Linked DNA regions of Homo sapiens: region 1 is linked to region 2. Evidence: read pairs that join two places in POLR2A ChIA-PET (ENCODE). Cell type or tissue: PC-9. All regions are shown on one strand. Links, peaks and the distances in the headings refer to the core of each region. The heading gives the core; the rest is flanking DNA.

What was found. ChIA-PET counts read pairs that join two places held together with the same protein. Peaks named below come from ENCODE experiments on the same cell type or tissue, not always from the same donor. Only the 100,000 strongest peaks of a DNase experiment are listed, where the experiment ranks them.
Region 1: POLR2A ChIA-PET joins it to region 2 with 15 read pairs; 3 of 35 experiments call an interaction of 5 or more read pairs at or near these places.

The regions. Positions count from the first base shown.
Region 1 is chr22:35,634,045-35,644,246 of GRCh38, reverse strand. LOC284912 (a long non-coding RNA gene) reads left to right here and starts at 6,313. Exons shown (of 4, transcript XR_001755514.1): 1 at 6,313-6,381; 2 at 7,039-7,300. RefSeq lists enhancers at 5,144-5,643, 5,644-6,145, 9,960-10,089. In PC-9, for the core only: no CTCF peak of the experiment used is centred there; no DNase peak of the experiment used is centred there.
Region 2 is chr22:35,786,295-35,796,496 of GRCh38, reverse strand. The region is part of intron 3 of RBFOX2 (RNA binding fox-1 homolog 2); the gene reads left to right. Among named protein-coding and RNA genes, the nearest start is that of APOL5, 74 kb to the right of the region's middle. In PC-9, for the core only: no CTCF peak of the experiment used is centred there; a DNase peak (open chromatin) is centred at 3,816; H3K27ac peaks cover 730 bases.

The DNA of each region.
Region 1 (10,202 bases), core at 2,821-6,820, 150 kb after region 2:
TGATCAGTGAGTTTGCAAACTGCTCTCCTTGTGGTAGCCTGGCCAGGGGTGGGGTGGAGGTGGGCAGGGGCTGGAACAGGAGGTACAGGTTGTGCAAGAGGCAAGGTTAGTTGGCATTTTGGTTAGCAGGTTGCAAGTGACACATCATCTTGGAGCAGTGTAAGCAAAAACAAGGAAGCCATTTATCCAGCTTGGTTGTTCTTATACTGCAAGTCACAATTTACAGTGTCATGAAATCAGCTTAGTGGGTCTCAAGAAATAATAAAGGGAAATGAGGTTGGACATGGTGGCTCATGCCTGTAATCCCAGCATTTTAGGAGGCTGAGGCTGGAGGATTGCCTGAGCCTAGGAGTCAGACCAGTTTGGGTAACATGGTGAAACCTTGTCTCCACAAAAAAATGCAAAAATTAGCCGGGTGTGGTGGTGCGCCTATGGTCCTAGAGACTGGTGTGTGTGTTGAGGGGATGGGGGATGGGGGGTGCTGAGGTGGGAGGATCACTTGAGCCCAGGAGGTTGAGCCTGCAGTGAGCTGTGATCGAGATTGTGCCACTGCACTCCAGCCTGGGAGACAGACCATCTCAAAAAAAAAAAAAAAGACAGACAGAAAGAAAGAAAATGAAATGAGATAAAGTAAAAAATATCAGAGTATATCATACATAATAAGGGTATAAGTAGTGTTTCATGGAAATTATGTCCATATAGTGATGATGCACACACTTACGTGTGTGTGTGTGTGTGTGTGTGTGTTATGGATTGCACTGTGAAATGGGTCACAGATAGAATGCTCGAGAGCTACTGACCTGTTCACAGAATCAAAGGAAAACCCAGAAGGTTTCAGGCAGCTCCAGGTTCAGGGACCAGGAGCCCCACTGTAGCTCTCTCGCTGTCTCTCTCTCTCTTTCTCTCTCTCTCTTCCAGCCTCATTCTGTCCCACTACAGGTGGGCTTTTTCCATAACAGAAAGAAGAGAATTTCAAGTCTATTACAATTCATGTCCTTCTAGTTCCTGGATTGGAGATGCAAGAGCATTTTCCCCACCAGATCCAGTAAGAAAATTCTTTGGAAAGGTCTCTCTAGGTTAACCTGTGTTCCATATCCCACTGGTCTCTGTGGCTGGGGTTATTTGGTTCTCTGATCCCTCAGTCCAGGTTACATTACCTCTCCGATAACAAAAGCAGTATTCTAGTATCCAGAAAGTCCTCACTGAGCCATGAGGTTGGAGGGAGGTAAAAAGGGTACCCAATAAAAGGGGTGCTCTTCTGTAGGAGTCAGCTGGCGAATGCCCTCTCTGGGGGAGGGGGTGTCAGGTATTAAAGGGCTGGCTACCTCTGATGTGGCCCAGAGACCCCCGATAGCGTTTTGTGAAGTGGCATGTTCCTGGCAGCTGGTCTTCCAAGGTGGGAGCCTCTGGGTGCCCTGAGTACCCTGGCTTAGCAGCCACTCTGCTCCAGCTAGAAGAATCCATGTTAGGATTTCCTATAACCTCTCTAGGCTTGGGCTTCCCATCACTCCACATGCATCACAGAGAATGGGCCCCTCTGGCAATTGCCCTCCACGACCATCGGGACTCCCTCTTTGCTGGGCTGAAGATGGTGTTATCTCCCCCAGAGGCTTTGTGTCTGTACATAGGGAACTGCTGGACATGCTCCAGGAAGCCTCACTGTGGCCAAGGATGAAAGTCCACAGGCCATCTGAATCTGTGGCTCCAGGAAGCCTTGCTGTGGCCAGGGATGAAAGTCCACCAGGCCACTGAGGAGCAGCAGACCTAGTTCTGCTCCCACTGTGGCTATGGACATGCTGTTTCCCCTGCAAGTGTGGGCAGCTGGGCTCTGGCTGGCTAGCCAGGGATCCCCTGTGACCTCATGATGCTCCAGAAGGGAGTGTCTTCCAGCAGGAGGAGCCTCAGCCTTCAGGAATGAGTGTGGGACAGGGCAGGCTCCCCTTGAAACACCAGGGCCCCTCCCTCTCTAAGCCTCCATTTTCACATCTGCAAAACAAGGGGATCTCCCTGGATAAGTCAAGGTCCTTTTCTTGGCTGTGATCCTATGACCCTTAGAATCTACCATTCTGTGATTCTTGCTGAGATGCTATGATTCAAAGAGTATTTTGCATCTCTGTCGCTTTGTATCCAAGTCTTATTTGCTCCCCAGCCCTGTGGATTGTTTTTTCAGACTGCCCCTTGCATCCCAAGAAGGCCAATCACAAAAAATATACATTGGTTTTGACACAGGATTTTTTCTTGGTCACTTTGCAAGCCGGGGACCTCTGGCCGGCAATGCCCCACCTGGGCCTCTCTTGGCCATGCTACCTGCTGCATGAGATGGCCTGCTCAGTCGGCCCACCGTGGTTGAGTCTGGCTTGTGTACCAGTTCCCGAGTTCTTGTCCTGCACCCAAGAAGAGTGAGGATACACTGACAATTGAAGAGTGAGCAAGGTGGGGAGTTTTATTGAGTGATGAAACAGCTTTCAGTGGAGAGGTGACACGTGGGTGGCCCCCCTATCCAAAGGCAGGAAAGTTCCTCCACTGTGGCTGAGTCTGGTCTTTTATAGGCTTAGAATGGGGGAGGGGCAGGCTGTAGGTAGTATTAGAAAAGGCAACATTCCACTGCTACAAAGCATTATTCAGAAAGAATCAATCGGGAAAGGGTGGGCAAACAGGAACAGATGTTCTCACTCTGGGTTGAGGGTTTCATCCAGGACCAGAAGTCTGGTCTTTCAGCCTTCAGGCTGTGTTTTGGCTTGAAGGTAGGGTTTCACCAAGGACCTGCCCCATCTGCCTGGTCCTTTGGCTGCCTCCTGTTGCTCTCAGTGTCTTCCCTCACTCTCATCCTGGCCCCCTGCCTTATCTAAGGGACTTAGCTTCAGTGGCAATGAGCTTAAGCTCTCCCACCTCTCTACCCATTGCTAGGTGACATCAGAGCAGGACCTACATCTTTTCTCCTTGGCAGTTAGCACCTAGCACAGTGAACCTTTGTTGACTCCGAGGGACCTAAATTTCACAGCTCATAGTAGGTCTGGTTCAAATATAATGAGTTGGAGAAAATCGCATGCACCAGAATCCCAGAGAGGGTGGGGGCCTGTGGAGGGGTGGGGCTTGGCAGCTAAACTGAGCAGTCCTCCATGAGCAAAGCAGGTAGGACAGAACACAAGCTCCAGTCCTTAGGAGAAGCAGTTTTTGGGGCAAGAGGGCAAACCATAGCATCTGACAATGGAGGAGGTGTGGAGCCGGGAAGAGGCCAAATGGGCCAGAAAGCACTGGCAAGTTGTGGGACCAGGGCAGAAGCCACAAAGCAAATGGGGTTTTATTTGGTTGTTGCTGCCTGGCATCCAGTCAGGATGGTCTCCCTATGGCCCTGGGATGCTGCCAGCTCCTTCTGACTGTGGGCCTGGATACTCTACTGTGGCCCTGAAGAAGGGCTGGTTAGGGTTAGGCTCAAGGCAGTGCCTGGTGACAGCCACATCTGGGCTGCCAGGAGGTCCCACACGTTTCTGCATTTAAGGTGAAGATTATTTTTCTTTAAGTCTCTAAAATTCTTAAAGCTTAGATTCCAAAATCCCATGGGAAAGAAGGCAAGTATTTGACTTGACACAGAACTACTCAAATTCCTATCTTATCTTGTGCTGTGCAGAGCTCAAGGGTTACTGTCTAAGGACAAGGCAAATTTGCAGAGAGGCCAGGAAGTCTTCTGAATTAAGGGGGAAGAAGTCGGCTGGGTGCGGTGGGTCACACCTGTAATCCCAGCACTTTGGGAGGCCAAGGAGGGCAGATCACCTGAGGTCAGGAGTTCGAGACCAGCCTGGCCGACATCGCGAAACCCCGTCTCTACTAAAAATACAAAAATTAGCCGGGGGTGGTGGTGGGCACCTGTAATCCCAGCTACTCAGGAGTCTGAGGCAGGAGAATTGCTTGAACCCGAGAGGCGGAGGTTGCAGTGAGCTGAGATCGTGCCACTGTACTCCAGCCTGGGCGACAGAGTGAGACTCCGTCTCCAAAAAAAAAAAAAAAGAAAAGACAAAAAAAAAAGAGGGAATAAGTCCCCTCGCTCCTTCCCTGTAGATGACCAGAGCAGGAGTCTTGCATCGATGCTGAGATGGACAAGGCTCCTATAGCCCCTACAAGCAGCTTGTCCCCCAAAGATCTGTACCACTGACCTGTGCTCAGAGCGCCATGGAGAGGGGAGCACACATGACAAGAAGGGGCCTAACAGGCATCTGTCCTTGGCGATAGGTGTTATGGGCTAATCTTAGGTTATTTTATTAGGGCAAGAACATACCTCTTTTGTTTCCCATTGCGGACCAGCACTGAATGCAGATGACGACATCAGATGAGCTGATCTCTCCACCTCTTTCTCTTAGAAGTTCTTTTTTTTTTTATTATTATTATACTTTAAGTTTTAGGGTACAGGTGCACAATGTGCAGGTTTGTTACATATGTATACATGTGCCATGTTGGTATGCTGCACCCATTGACTCATCATTTAACATTAGGTATATCTCCTAATGCTATCCCTCCCCACCTCTTAGAAGTTCTTCAAACCAATATTGACATGGTCTGTAGTCATTCCCTAAGGTGTGGACATGAATTCTGATTTGCACAGAAAAGCAAAGCCCTGGGACTGAATGGCGCTGGCGTGATGGCTGGGGAGAAGAGAGAATCTTCTAGCAAGGATAAGCTGAGGGCTGGGAGTCCTATGAACTTGATTACAGAGATGCTTGCCTTTATTTATACCTCAGGCTCATAATGAATGGTGCAATAGCAGTAGCCATCTTTGCTGGTCTTACTATGGGCTCTGCGATCATTGCTATATGTGCTCAGGTTAATCATTTTTTTAAAAAATGTATTTTATTTATTTATTTTTTGAGACAGAGTTTAGCTCTTATTGCCCAGGCTGGAGTGCAATGGTGCAATCTTGGCTCACCGCAACCTCCGCCTCCCGGGTTCAAGCGATTCTCTGGCCTCAGCCTCCCCAGTAGCTGGGATTACAGGCATGCACCACCACTCCTGGCTAATTTTGTATTTTTAGTAGAGACGGCGTTTCTCCATGTTGGTCAGGCTGGTCTTGAACTCCCAACCTCAGGTGATCTGCCCACTTCAGCCTCCCAAAGTGCTGGGATTACAGGTGTGAGCCACTGTGCCCAGCTGGTTAATCCTTTTAATAACTCTAAAAGGTCAGTCTGCCATTGTCCTGTTTTACCGATGAGAGGAGTGAGGCTTGGAGAAGAAAACTGTGCCCAAGACTAAATGTTCAGCAAATGTCGGAGCTGGGGCCTGAGCCCAGGCAGACTGGGTTCCGAGGCCAGAATCCTAACCATACTGCCGTGAAGTCTCTAAGAGCCAAGGATTTAGAGTCAGAATTAATCAGTTTAAATTTTGTGCAGTGTTCTCTTGTTCTCACCAAAGAGAGCAGGAAGCATCTCCCGAGAAGAAAGTGACCCAGAGAGCAGGGGGACCTCAGTCCTCTCACCATTCTCATTGCGTCTGGGGCTGACTCTGGCCTCTGCAGAGCAGTGGACGAGAGCAGCGACTCTGTGATCAGGGTGTGACATGGCCTATTCACCAGAGTGAGGCCTGCACGCCAGCCAGGGCCCCAGGCACCGAGCCATCCGGGAAAGGAAACTCCCTCCCATGATGACATTCCCAGTTACTCTTGAGCACAGACAGTCTCCAGATGTTTTTTTCACTGAACACATTCCCAGAGAGTCTTGGAAACCCGGGGCAGTGCGGGGCTGGAGGCAGAGCACTGGTCCAGCGTCGGGAGAGCAGGGCAGTCCTTCGGCTGCCCAAATGTACCGTGGCTCCTGAGCAAATCCATTCTGCTCTGAGCCTGCGTTTTCCCATTTACAGTGGGTTGAAGAGTGACCCCAAAACGTGATGTCCAAGTCCTAATCCCCTTCACCTGTGAATGTGAGTTTACTTGGAAACAGGGTCTTTGCCGATGTAATTAAGGATCTTGAGATGGAATCATCCCTGATTTAAGAACAAATCCAATGAAAATGTCCTTAAAAGAGACAGAAAAGGAGAGCACACAGAGACACACAGGGAGGAGGGCCATGTGAAGATGGGGGCAGAGCCTGAAATGACGCAGCTGCAAGCCAAGAATTGTCAGCAGCCACCAAACACTAAAGGAGGAATGGAGCACATTCTGTCTCAGAGCCTCCAGCAGGGCCAACCCTGCTATACCTTGATTTCAGGCTTTCGGCCACCACACTTATGAGAGAATAAATCTCTATTGTTCTAAGTCACGAAGCTGTGGTCGTTTGTTACAGCGGCCCTGGTAAACTAATGCACTGTCTCTGAGAGCATTGATGAGGTCAGGAAGCCTCCTGTTGGGTAGAGGAGCAACTAAGAGACTGAACTTGGCCCCCACCCTGAGGCTCACAAGTGAGTGGAGAAGCCAAAGCCTGCACAAGATCACTGCATTTCCAGCTCCAGCTTGACGCACCTTCTGCACCTAAACCCAGGCTTCCCAGGCTGGAGTGGGCTCCCAGTCTCGGGGAGTGGCCTGGCTGCCTTAGGGTGGGGTGGGAGGATGGAAACTCAAACATAGGGAAGGATGAGCCCCTCAGGAACTGCAGGGGACAGAGCAGGGTGGGTGGGATGTCAGCTCTGACAGGGCCACCCCCAGGAAGCTCAGATCTCCCACTGGGACAGGGAGCCAGGGTTAAGATTCCATCTGAGCCAGCATCTTTTCTAGGGACTGCATTGGCTCTGCAGAGGGGCTTCTGGGCTTCAGGGATTTCAGCTCGGGGGGTGCTCTGGTGAGAGCAAGGGCTGCTGAGAGCAAAGCCTAGCCCCATGCAAAGTGCTTTGCAGGACTCAGAGGAGGGGATTAAGAACCCGTGGGAACAAGGAGCCGCACAGACCAGTCAGGTGAGGTTGCAGCAGGGTCATCAGAGCCTCCGTTTCTTCACCTGAAAATGCACATAGCAAACCTTGCCTTACAAGGGCTTTATGAAATGAAATGAGCTGCTGTGTGTAAAGCGATTGCTGTACTGTTTGGCCGAAGCTTTGTTATTGAAAGCATTGCTTTCCTTACAGGCTTGAATTGCACCTGAGTTCCAAAGGAGAAGTTGACATTCTTCCAGAACATATGCCCAGTGTCTTCAACTTGAGATGGAGCTGGGATGCCAAGTCTGCAAATGTGGGTTTTGGGCTTGGACAAGCCTGGGTTTGCATCCCAACTCTGCCCTTTGCTGGGACTGTGGCCCTGGGAAAAATGAGCCTTTCTGAACTTTCCTGATGGCACTCATAAATGGGAGACAGTATCGATGTCAGGCTGTGAGCATGCATGCTGCACATAGTAGGTGTTTAATGATGTTTCTCAATAACAAATGATTTGAAATAAAGGCAGCTGTGTGAAGCACTGATAGTAAATGTGGCCAGGGGCACAGATAGCAGGCAGCTGGGAGGGAGGGAAGAGGGTCTGCTTCTTGAGGGGTGATCAGGGAAACTATATTAGTAGGAATGTTTTTGTTGTTTTTGTTGTTTTGTGTTTTTTTGAGATGGAGTTTCGCTCTTGTTGCCCAGGCTGGAGTGCAATGGTGCGATCTCGGCTCGCTGCAACCTCTGCCTCCTGGGTTCAAGCAATTCTCCTGCCTCAGCTTCCTGAGTAGGTGGGATTACAGGCATGCGCCACACACCTGGCTAATTTTGTATTTTTAGTAGCGATGAGGTTTCTCCATGTTGGTCAGGCTGGTCTCGAACTCCCAACCTCAGGACATCTGCCGGCCTCAGCCTCTCAAAGTGCTGGGATTACAGGCATGAGCCACCATGCCCGGCTGGTAGGAATGTTTTGATTGCAAGTGACAGAAATCACTTTTGGCTCATGGAATGTGACTGTACCTTGAATAAGTAAGACATACTTTTACGTCAGGGCCTTTCTTTATATTTGCTATTCCCTCTGTTGAAATGCTTTCCCCCCACCCCGCAAGGTATTTCTGTAGTTCTCTCCTTTATCTCTTTGAATCTTTATCAAATATTTCCTTTATCTCACTGAATCTTTATCAAATCTTTATCAAATACATTTAAATTAAATTTTAAAGTACATTTTAAGCCAGACGCAGTGGCTCACTCCTGTAATCTTAGCGCTTTGAGAAGTCTGAGGCAGCTGGATTACTTGAACACAGGAATTAAAAATCAGCCTGGGCAACATGGTGAAACCCTGTCTCTATAAAAAATACAAAAATTAGCTGGGCATGGTGGCATGTGCCTGTGGTCCCAGCTACTTGGGAGGCTGGGGTGGGAAAATTGCTGAAGCCCAGGAGGCTGAGGCTGCAGTGAGCAGAGATTGTGCTGCTGAACAATTCAGCCTGGGTGACAGAGTGAGATTCTGTCTCCAATAAATAAATAAAAAGTAAGGGCCGGGTGTGGGGGCTCACGCCTGTAATCCCAGCACTTTGGGAGGTCAAGGCAGGTGGATTACGTGAGGCCAGGAGTTTGAGACCAGCCTGGGAACATGGCAAAACCCCATCTCTACTAAAAATACAAAAATTAGGTGGGGTGGTGCATGCCTGTAGTCCTAGCTAATCAGGAGGCTGAGGCAGGAGAATTGCTTGAACCCAGGATGCAGAGGTTGCAGCGAGCCGAGATCATGCCACTGCACCCCCGCCTGGGCGACAGAGTGAGATTCCATTTTTGAGACAGAGTTTCACTCTGTCTCAAAAAAAAGAATCTCCCACTCTCTGCTCAACATTCTCTATGCTTCTTCTCTACTTTATTGCTTTATTTTTCTCCATAGGATTTATCATCTAACATGCTTTCTATTTTTATTATTTATCTTATTTATTGTGTTTCTATCCATCCCCTCGTACTATTGTGTAAGCTCCATTTGGTTGGATCTTTGACTTTTTTTTTAACTGCTGTATTTTTACTATTTAGGACTGTGCCTTGCACACAGTAGGTGTGGTATTTAACTTTATGTGTCAACTTGACTGGGCTTTGGGATGCCCACATATTTTGTTGGACATTATTTCTGGCTGTGTCTGTGAGGAGGTTTCTGGAAGAGATTAGCATTTGCATTAGTAGACTGAGTAAAGCAGATGGTCTCCACCACGTGAGCAGGTATCATCCAATCACTGAGGACCTGAATCACACAAAAGGGTGGAGGAAGGGGAATTTGCTCTCTGCCTCACTGCCTGAGCTGGAACATTTGTCTTCTGTCCTCAGACTGGGCTTTACCCCATCTACTCCCAGGATACTCAGACCTTCAGACTCTGGCTGAATTATAACACTGACTTTCCTGGGTCTCCAGCTTGCAAATGGCAGGCTATGGAACTTCTCAGCCCACAATCACGTGAGCCATTCCTTATAATAAATCGATCTACCTAACTCTCCTATTGGTTCTGTTTCTCCAGAGATTTCTGATGAATGTAGTAGTCATTCAATAGCTATTTGTTTTGGTTTGTCTTTTTGAGATGGAGTCTCGCTCTGTTGCCCAGGCTGGAGTGCAATGGCATGATCTCGGCTCACTGCAACCTCTGCCTCCCGGGTTTAAGCGATTTCCAGCTAATTTTTGTATTTTTAGTAGAGACGGGGTTTCACCATGTTGGCCAGGCTGCTCTCGAACTCCTGACCTCAAGTGATCCACCCACCTCGCCGTTCCAAAGTGCTAGGATTGCAGGTGTGAGCCACTGCGCCTGGCTTCAATAGCTATTTGTTGAATGAACGAATGATTTAGCAGGAAGGTCCAGAGTGCAGTTGGCTTTAGGTAGAGCTGGGTCCTGTGATTTAGAAAAAATCATCAGGGCTCCATCTTGCTGAACCTCTTGGCTGTCCCCTGTCTCTGTTTGATTTGGTTCTTCAGGCCAGGGGCCACCTGCAATCCCAAACTCACATCCTTGCTACATGGCAACGTCCTTCCAAGAACTCTATCAGAAAAGTCTCAGGGAAGATTCGGCTTTGTCTGGCTTGACCATGTGTCCATCTCTGAACTTCAGTTCAGAAGCAAAGTCACTGTGGTCAAGAGGCAGGGCGAGCCAAATGCAGCAAGTTCCTAATAGGGAAGAAGGGGAGGGTGCTGGTGAAACAGACACAACAAAAGACAACAACAGAGGGCTTCCTGGAGGGCGTGTCCTTTGTGTCAGGGCTTAGAGGGTGGTTAGGATTTGGCCATGATGTCAGAGCTTTCTACAACTGGATCCTGCCCACCTGTCTAGCATCACCATCCATCTCTTACCGCTCTGCACCCTATGATTCAGCCACTC
Region 2 (10,202 bases), core at 2,147-6,146:
TCTAGCTATCTGTGAGGCCAGATTTTTCTTTGTATACTTAAGTTAAAATAACATACTGTAATAGTAAATCCATACATTAAAAGGAGTGCCAGTCTTCTAAGTAAATTTATTACGTTTTGGAAAATGTAGTTAATTTTCTTTAAAATATGTTATTTACATTAACACATAATTGGCTTATTATTTAAAATTAATTTTTAAATACTTTAAAAATTTATCAGCTTCAATTTCTAATGCCATAAATAACAATGGATATTACCTAAAGAAACAAAAAGCTCTCTGAATCCTCAGTCATGTTTAAGAGTTAAAAGGGTTTCCCACATGGAGGTGGGGATGTAAATAGAAGATTCTTTTCTTTGTAGGCCAGGCACAGTGGATCATACCTGTAATCTCAGCACTTAGGGAGGCTGAGGTGGGAGGATCACTTGAGTCCAGGAGTTAGAGACTAGCCTGGGTAACAAGGCAAGACCCCATTGCTAAACATTAAAAAATAAAAATTAAGAAGTTTTTTTAAGTTGACAAGATTGTATGTATTTATACTGTTGTACAGCATGATGTTTTGCTTACAGTATCTTTAGTTGGAACAGAAGGCTCTCTTCTGAAGCAATAATGCTCAATAAGAGAGGCTGATAAAGCTAAATTATAGAGGACTTTGAATTCAAGGCCAAAGAATTTGGAATTTTATACTCTAAAGAGCTAAGCATCCTTTGAAATATTTGTTGGTGAGTTGAAAGTAGAGATTTGAGCAAATAGCTGAGTGGCCCACTTTATTACTATATTAGTCAGCTGTAGATTTTATAACCCTCCTCACTGGAAAGCCCCTGTTGACCATTATGCTCAGAGGATTTTTTTTTTTTTTTTTTTTTTTTTTGCTTTTCTACACACCCCTTCTCTGGAGTTTAAGCCAATTTTTCTTTCACTTCTCTATTATCAATTGGTATTGCCCATTGACTTCTTTATCTGATAACAGTTGAAGGTGCCTTGCAGATTAGTGATGCACTAAAACGTAGCCAAGAAGGTATAGCCCTTAACAGTGGGATCATTTGCCCAAATGAGTATTTCTAGAACATAATGGGAAGAAGGGGGGCCACAGTCTATCATACTATGTATTGTTGGGCTATATTACCTTCAGCCCACAGTGTAGGTGTCATTAGCATGTTCTGTTTCCAGGCTAGATGTAGAGGTCTTGGACTACGGAGGAATTTATTCATTCAGCCATCCACTTTTCCAAGAGTGGCTCTTATTTTTCCCTCAAAGTAATAAAAGGCAGGGTACATTGAGCCTACATAAAATATATATATCCTGTATCAATTTACCCTTAAAAATAATTACATCTGTCCTTTAGCTCCAAAATTTTGATGTCTATGAGTAGTTTGGCAGTTTCCAAGCTGGATCCATAAGGAAGCTATCACCTGGTTTGAGAATGTGAGAGTTGCCACAGAAAACCAAATTTAGAATTATGCATGGGTATTTTTGAATAGAGAAAATTGCCCTTTGGATCATATAAGACTCAAGACATCCTTTCAGCACATGTTAATATTGCTAACTCCATGACTGTTGCTTCTTCTCTTTGCATGCCTTGGTTTATTTACTTACCTACTTACTCCTAATGCCCAAGGGAAACTAAACTAAAAAATTGCTAGGCGCGTTAATGCTGTGCTCCGCTGCCCCTTACTGCTCTCACAGCTTAGGGCAAGGATGATGAAGTAGTAAGGATTATTTAGGGGCAATTTTTTTAACCTGTTTACATTTTTCATAAATACTTTATACTACCTCTTGAAAATGAGTAAACTCTGATCAGAACTGATGAAGTTTAAAGCTAAAAAACTTTTTTTTTTTTTTGAGACAGAGTCTTACTCTGTTACCCAGGCTGGAGTGCAGTGGCGTGATCTCGGCTCACTGTAAGTTCCGCCTCCCGGGTTCACGCCATTCTCTTGCCTCAGCCTCCTGAGTAGCTGGGACCACAGGTGCCCACCACCACGCCTGGCTAATTTTTTGTATTTTTAGTAGAGACTGGGTTTCACCATGTTAGCCAGGATGGTCCCGATCTCCTGACCTTGTGATCCACCTGCCTCAGCCTCCCAAAGTGCTGGGATTACAGGTGTGAGCCACCGCGCACGGCCTAAAAAGCATTTTTAAAAGCATCTTCTTTTACAGCTGAGGTCAGTGGTGTTAAGTGATTTGAGCAAGTTACAGCTAGCTGGTTACAGAGCTGGGCCTTAGGAAGTCTGCTGTCAGTCAAGTGCTTTTTTCCTGCTTCTCCATGCAAATGGTGATTTAAAAAAAAAAAGACATCCATAGAGAGTCTTAACCATCTTAGCTTCTACTTACTCTTCAACTTTTAACCTAGGACTCTAGCTTGAGCATACTAACAAATTTCTTTCATTCTAAATGAACGTTAAAATAATCACTCAGGTATAAAGTTTTAAAAAATTGAGGTGATATTCTGTGTGCATGTCACTATTTATATGTTACATATAATTTTATACAATTCTTACTCCTGTTTAAAAAAATGACTTGCTGTGGTTTTTGTTTCACAGCGTGACACTGATAATCAGTACATGATCATGTTACATATACAAATGATGCCTTTCATAATTCCTTTTTGTGGCACTTTGACACTCTGAGAAAATGGAATCACATATTTTCAGAAGAAATGGAATTACTCGTTTATTAAAAAAAGTTAGCTTACATTTGAATGCCCAAACAGGATTAGACTCTCAGAATTCAGCTTGTCATAACAGTGTTCAAATGCACAGAAGAAATGTTTAAGCATTTCTCTTTAAAATAAATCTAAAAGTAATTATTCTTAAATAGGGAGTTGCTCTAAGTAAATGTAAATTCACTTTTCTGTGTCTAAAAAATTGTTTTGGTGGTGATATTTGATAAAATAATTTTATATTCAATTGATTATAATTGTCTTATATATTATTTTAGCACCATGAAGTACATTGATTTTTCAGTAGCTAAGCATGTGGGCTAAGATTTTACTTTTTTGAAAAATATTTTATCATGTTATTGCGTTTGTACTCTGTGAGAAGGAATGCATATGATCTAATTCCACCAAGTTTTAACCCATCAGGAACTCCATCGTAAACATTTTTATTCATTGATTTATTTATTTTTGAGACAGAGTTTCATTCTTGTTGCCCATGCTAGAGTGTGATGGCGTGGTTTCAGCTCACTGCAATCTCTGCCCCCCGGGTTCAAGCGATTCTCCTGCCTCAGCCTCCAAGTAGCTGGAATTACAGGCGCCTGCCACCACACCTGGCTAATTTCTTTCTATTTTTAGTAGAGATGGGGTTTCACCACGTTGGCCAGGCTGGTCTCGAACTCCTGACCTCAGGTGATCCACCCGCCTTGGCCTCCCAAAGTGCTGGGATTACAGGCGTGAGCCATTGCACCCGGCCCCATTAGAAACATTTTCAAAATGCTTAGCTAGGCATGGTGGCATGCACCTGTAATCCCAGCAACCTGGGAAGCTTAGGCCTGTAAATCTCTTGAGCCCAGGAGTTTGAGACCAGCCTGGGCAACATTGGGAGACCCTGTCTCCAAGAAAATTAAAACAAAAGTACTTTAAGTGCTAACAAATCTGGTTGATGTTCTAACATGGATTGTAGTTCTTGTTTTTTGAGATACTATGCAATGGCATAATGAAAAGTATCCTGGCCAACTTTGTAAAATATTGTAAGGAAAAACTGAAAATTTTAAAGTGTTTTTATTTTTTTAAAAAGGCTATATTGTGTTTAGGGAGTGTGAGCCTGTAAATCAGGTTGCGCTGGTTCAGCTCTCAGCTCCTTCTGTTGACTGAATGTGTAACCATGAGAGAATTAGAACTCCAATGCTCATTTTCCTTATCTGTAAAAATGATGATAATAGTTCCTTCCGCCTACGGTTGTTTGCAAGATTAGATGAGAAAATGAATATCAAATACTTAGTAGGCTATGATGTTTCCATTTCAATTCGTTGAATATTAAATATGTCATAATCTTATTTTATTCAAATTTAAATCATTTAGATTTGAAATCTGATATAAAAAGTTAATAATGTTTCACTTTTGTGCAAATTTTGATTCAGTGTGAATCTCTGCAAATGAAAATTTTGTTAATAGTTGCCTAATTTCTTTTTCTTTTTCTTTTCTTTTCTTTTCTTTTCTTTTCTTTTCTTTTTTTTTTTTTTTTTTTGAGACGGAGTTTCATTCTGTCACCCAGGCTGGACTGCAGTGGCATAATCTCGGCTCACTGCAACCTCCACCTCCCGGTTCAAGCAATTCTCGTGCCAAAGCTTCCCAAGTAGCTGGGATTACAGGTGCCCACTGCCACGCCTACCTAATTTTTGTATTTTTAGTAGAGACAGAGTTTCACCATGTTGGCCAGGCTGGTCTCAAACTCCTAACCTCAAGTGATCCACCTGCCTCAGCCTCCTAAAGTGCTGGGATTACAGGTGTGAGCCTCCACACCCAGCAATAGTTGCCTAATTTGAAAGCTATTTGAATTGCATGGTAATTCACATGGCAGATGTACTTTGAGCAGTTAATAGAAATATCTACTGACCTTTGATAGGCTTATTCTTGAATGACACATTTTTCAGAACTATGTCCCTTACACTAAATGTTGACTTCATAATACTGTGAAAATTACCTATTTGAGTCTATGGAAAGTATTCATTTACATACCTTATCTGAAGATCACCACCCCCTCCCATTCGAAATAAATGGAGCCCAACCAGGAGTGATTGATATTTTTGTTCTTAAAACTGTAATGTCTTCAGAGAGAGTGCAGTAGGAGATGAAGCTTTATATGATTGGTTTTTTGTATGTAAAATAATGAGAGTTACAAGTTAAACTGTTTCTAATTGTGAAATGGATTAATAGTAATGTTAGATTTAAATGTGGGTTTTTTTCTTCATCAAACCAATAATTTGAAATGAATGTACTTTCAGTCTCTTTCTAAGTTTCATAAGAGTTCCAATCACATTTTGAATACAAAACATAAATATTTGTTTACACTCGTGCCTGTATATAATCATTAAACCAGTTAAACATTTTTAGTGTTTTAATATTTAAGGGTTTAGAACCTGACATCCTAAAATATTTTCTTCTTTTTTTTTTTTTTGAGACAGAGTTTTTGCTCTGTTGCCCAGGCTGGAGTGCAATGGTGCGATCTCGGCTCACTGCAACCTCCATCTCCTGGGTTCAAGTGATTCTCCTGCCTCAGTCTCCCAAGTAGCTGGGATTACAAGCACCCGCCACCACGCCTGGCTAATTTTTGTATTTTTAGTGGAGACGAGGTTTCACCATGTTGGCCAGGCTGGTCTCGAACTCTTGACCTCAGGTAATCCACCCACCTCGGCCTCCCAAAGTGCTAGGATTACAGGCATGAGCCACTGCGCCAGGCCTACTTTTTTCTTTTTTAAAACTTGTAATTTTTTTTCTAGCTTGCTTGTTTCCTTGCTTGCTTTTTTTGTGTGTGTGTGTGTTTGTTTTTTGTTTTGAGACAGGGTCTTGCCTTGTCGCCCAGGCAGGAGTGCAGTGATATGATCATAGCTCACTGCAGCCTTGACCTCTCATGCTCAATTGATCCTCCCACCTCAGCCTCCCAAGTAGCTGGGAGTACAGGCTTACGCCATCATTCCTGGCTAATTTTTGTATTTTTTGTAGAGATAGGGTTTCACCAGGGTTGTTCAGGCTGGTCTCGAACTCCTGGGCCTCCTAGAGTGCTGGAATTAAAGCCAGCCTGGGTGTGAGCCATTGCACCCAGCCAAAACTTTTAATTATGAAATTATTTTAGATTCACAGTAAATTTGCAAAAATATGCAGAAGATTTCTGCATACCCTTCACCCAGTTCCCCTAATGTTAGCATCTTACATAGCTATAGTAGAATGTTTGAAACTAGGCAATAAGAAATACTGAATACTGATATAGTGCTATTAGGTAAAATATAGGCCTTATTTTAAATTTCATTTTTTCCAGTAATGTCTTTTTCTCTATTCTGAATCCCATACTGTAGTTAGTTGCCATGTCTCCTTATCACAAATATTTTAATAATCCTCACCTTATATCTGAGGTACTTCTAGGCTCTAAAGAACAGAAAAAGGAAAAAATTTTGTATTTATGGACTTGCCATTAGATGATAACCACATCTCATTTCCTACTTCATCTGCTTATTCTCCCTTAACCTTTTGTGTTTGCATTGGAGAATGACTATAACGTAGGCCCTTCTTCACTTGAAATATAAAAGTTATTTTGAAAGCAAGCAATGTTTCCTAGAATATACATGTCAGCTCAAAACAAGCATAGGCTATGTTGCCCTATTTTGCTGCCTTGATTAAAACATGTACACACAGTACTATAAGATTTTATTAAATAGTTACTATTAGATCCAGTTTTGAATACATGAGATTAATTTTACTTACACCACAAAAATTTCAAAAGTTCAGAAACTGGTGACATCAGTTAGAAGATTGGAAGACTTTTTTGAAGAACCTGACTTGCTCAAGAAGACTTAAAGAACAAATTGCTTACCTAACAACTTAGAATGAAGGAATCACAAAGTCCCCCAAGCCTCCACTCCACCCACTCAGACTTCCCAAATTTTTTAGCTACCTGCCACCTACCCCCTCAACTCTTAAGTCCTGAATAGACAACCAATGATTACTAGGTACCAGGAAAGCCCACAACTTGGAAGATAGATAACAAAAAGAAACCAAAACAACAACCACCACCACCACGTTACAGGGAGTAGGACCTTTCCCCCACAATTACATTTATATGCTCAGAGAGAGAAGAAATTGTATTAACAGGAATGAAATGCTAGTTTGGGGGATGGGGGTTGAGTTTCAGAAAAGGAAAATGAGTCCTTGAAATTAAAAACATGGCAACAAAATGAAAAACTTTATCTGGCTGACTTGAAGATGAAACTGAAAAAATAAAGGTCTACATCTTTTTCTTTTTTTTTGAGATGGAGTCTTGCTCTGTGGCCTAGGCTAGAGTGCAATGGTGCGATCTCAGCTCATTGCAACCTCTGCCTCCTGGGTTCAAGCAATTCTCCTGCTTCAGCCTCCCAGGTAGCTGGGATTACAGGCGCGCACCACCACGCCCAACTAATTTTTCTATTTTTAGTAGAAACAGGGTTTCACCATGCTGGCCAGGCTGGTCTTGAACTCGTGACCTCAGGTGATCCACCCACCTCAGCCTCCCAAAGTGCTGGGATTACAGGTGTGAGCCGCTCTACCTGGCCTACGGTCTCTTATCCACAATTCCAAAATCCCAAAAGTTCTGAAAATTATATTTTTCATAAGTTTACAACACAACCTATTTCTATCCTTTATAGATTTTGCTAAAGAAATATCACTGTCTCAGATCTCATTGTATGTGGGTGGGATGAGGGGTGGGTATTACATTATGGGTTATATTCTATATTAACTTTCTAAAATTCTAAAAATTCTGATAAGCATTTGGCCGCAAAGGTTTCAGATAAGAGATTAAGGACCTATATCCCAGAAAAATGGAGCAAAAAGGCAGAGATGGGAAATACAAGAGAAGAGATGTGAAAATTAGAGGACCGGTCCAGAAGATCCAATAATACAGCTTCCCGAAAGAAAATGTGTAGCGTGAGAATCATCACCCGATAACACAAGAAAACTTCCAGGACTGAGGACATTAATTTTCATCTTGAAAGAGACCACAGAATTCTCCACAAAGTAGGTGAAAATGAAACAAGTCCACACTGAGGCATATAACTATGGACACTGTTTTAGAACATCAGGTGTATTTGGATAGTCCTACAAGCTGCAAGAGAGAAGAAAAAAGTCACATACAAGGAGATGGGAATCATGCCTTCAGATTTCTCAGCAGCAAGGCTAAAAGCTAGAAGACAATTGAGAGTTATCTTCAAAATTCTGAAGGGATTTTTTTTTCCAACCTATAATTCTGTGACCAGCCAAACTATCATTAAACTGGGATGGTTAAATAGATATTTTCAGCCATGAATCAGATTCTCAAAAAATTTACTGTGCTAAACTGAATTTCCTATTTTGCTTTTTTTCTCTGTTAGCCTCAAAGAGATGAAAATAAGAAATGAAGACTTCTATTGGGGGACGGGGGGGAAGAGGAAAAATAAATATTGAAGAAAGTGGATAATCCATAAATCAAAATATTTCTGAATTCATTAAGAGATTCCTTAGTATCTATATCAGAGTCGTATGTGTTTAATCTTAATCTGATAGACTTGGAAAGTTATACTTAATCTTGTGTCACTCAGAATTCCCTTTAGATTATGACAGAACATTTGTTGACAATGTATAGTTAAAATATTTCCATTGTATCATAGAAGAGTCAGAAAAATCAATCAATTTCCTAGTTAGAAGTATTTTAAAAATTTGAAGTCATCAAAAAAAGAAAACATTTGTAGTCCTCATTTCTAGGATGAGATTCTGAGACTTAAAATTCTAGTTTGCTATTAAGTGTAATTGGTGCCGACCTCCTGTGCAGTGTTGATGGCTAGCTCAGCTGCACCAGGGAAGATGAGTTGTTTGAAGGGTAGATGTATAGGTTTTAGCCATATGATTGCATCAGGCCAGCACTGCCGCTAGTCCTCACTCTAAACTGTCGGTGAACGGACTCCATCCAGCCTCTTCTGTTTTATGCCTTGCCCAGTGGATACGTTAGGTCGGATAATGACCACAAAAGGGAAAACCACAACCTTGGAAAGTTGTTTATATGGTCAGTAAAGGTGCTCAGCAGCTAGCAAGAGAAAATAATGCAGACCAGTGCTGTTGTAGACTGAGATTTTTCTTAGATCAATTTTAACTGTCCACTTTTCACAAAGATAAGACTTAAAAACTTTTATTTCCCTTTTTCTCTCTGATTTATATATTTCAGCAATTAGTAGTCTGTATTGGGATAAATTTAAAGTGAGAATGTCCCAGTTGTGAGATAAGATCTCATTTAAGTACGTTAATATAGTATGACCAATATTTTCTATTCCTATTTCTACTCTGTACAGAAAACCACTTTTAAGTCCCTGTATCAGTTTAGTAGTTCTTTGGCTTTTTTCCTAATTAAATGTCAGCATCCCTTTGCTGGTTTTCTTTTCTCTCCCTTTCCTTTCCCTTTCTCTGCATAGCCTGACCTATTTCTCTTTCCTCAAGGTATAGAACCTAGCCAGGCACAGTGGCTCATGCCTATAATTCTAGCACTTTGGGAGGCTGAGGCAGGCAGATCGCTTGAGCTCAGGAGTTCAAACCAGCCTGGCAACATGGCAAAACCCCATTTCTACAAAAAATATAAAAATTAGTCATGTGTAGTGGCTCGCACCTGTAGTCCCAGCTATTTGGGAGGCTAAGGCAGGAGGATCAGTTGAACCCAGAAGGTGGAGGTTGCAGCGAGCTGAGATTGCCACACTGCACTCCAGCCTGGGCGACAGAGGGAGACCCTTACTCAAAAAAATTTAAAAAGGTATAGAACCCATGTCACCTCTAGTGTAGCCTTCCGTGTCTCTTACCCATGCCTGTCTCCACTCCCGGAGACTCTTGCTGCATGAGATGAGAGTCCTAAGAAGGTAAGAGAGGGGTGGGGTTCGTATGGGTTCTCGTTTCTAATGAGAAGAAGAGAGGATGGGTACAGTGCTAGAAAGGAAGTGATTTCACATATGAAATTGGGCTGCCTAGTTTTGAATTCCTAGTCTGCTGCTTACTGTGTGACCTTGGACAACTAACTGAACATCTCTGCACTTAGCATCTTCCTCTGTCAGTTGGAGATAATGGTAGTACCTGTTTCACAGAGTTATTGTGAGGGTTAAAGAAAATAATATATGTAAAGTACAATATAATGGCTAAGAACATGCACTCCAGGCCAGGCGCTGTGGCTCACGCCTGTAATCCCAGCACTTTGGGAGGCCTAGAGTTAGAAGTCAGGATCCTCGTGACCCTTTGCCAGGGGAACCGTGACTGGTGGGGGCCCCCCAGGGTGCTTCTGGTATCTTGTTTCTTGATCTAATTTGGTGGTTACATGGGTGTACGTTTCATTGTGAATATTCAGCTCTATGCTTATAATTTATGTATTTTTATCTATGTATGTTAAACTTCAATTTAAAAATTGCATTAGATCAGAAGTCTTGAGAATTTAGGAAATGATAGGTCACTTTTTTCTACATGGCAGATCGACTTAGAATTAAAGATTTCATACTTAAAAACAAGGGGGACG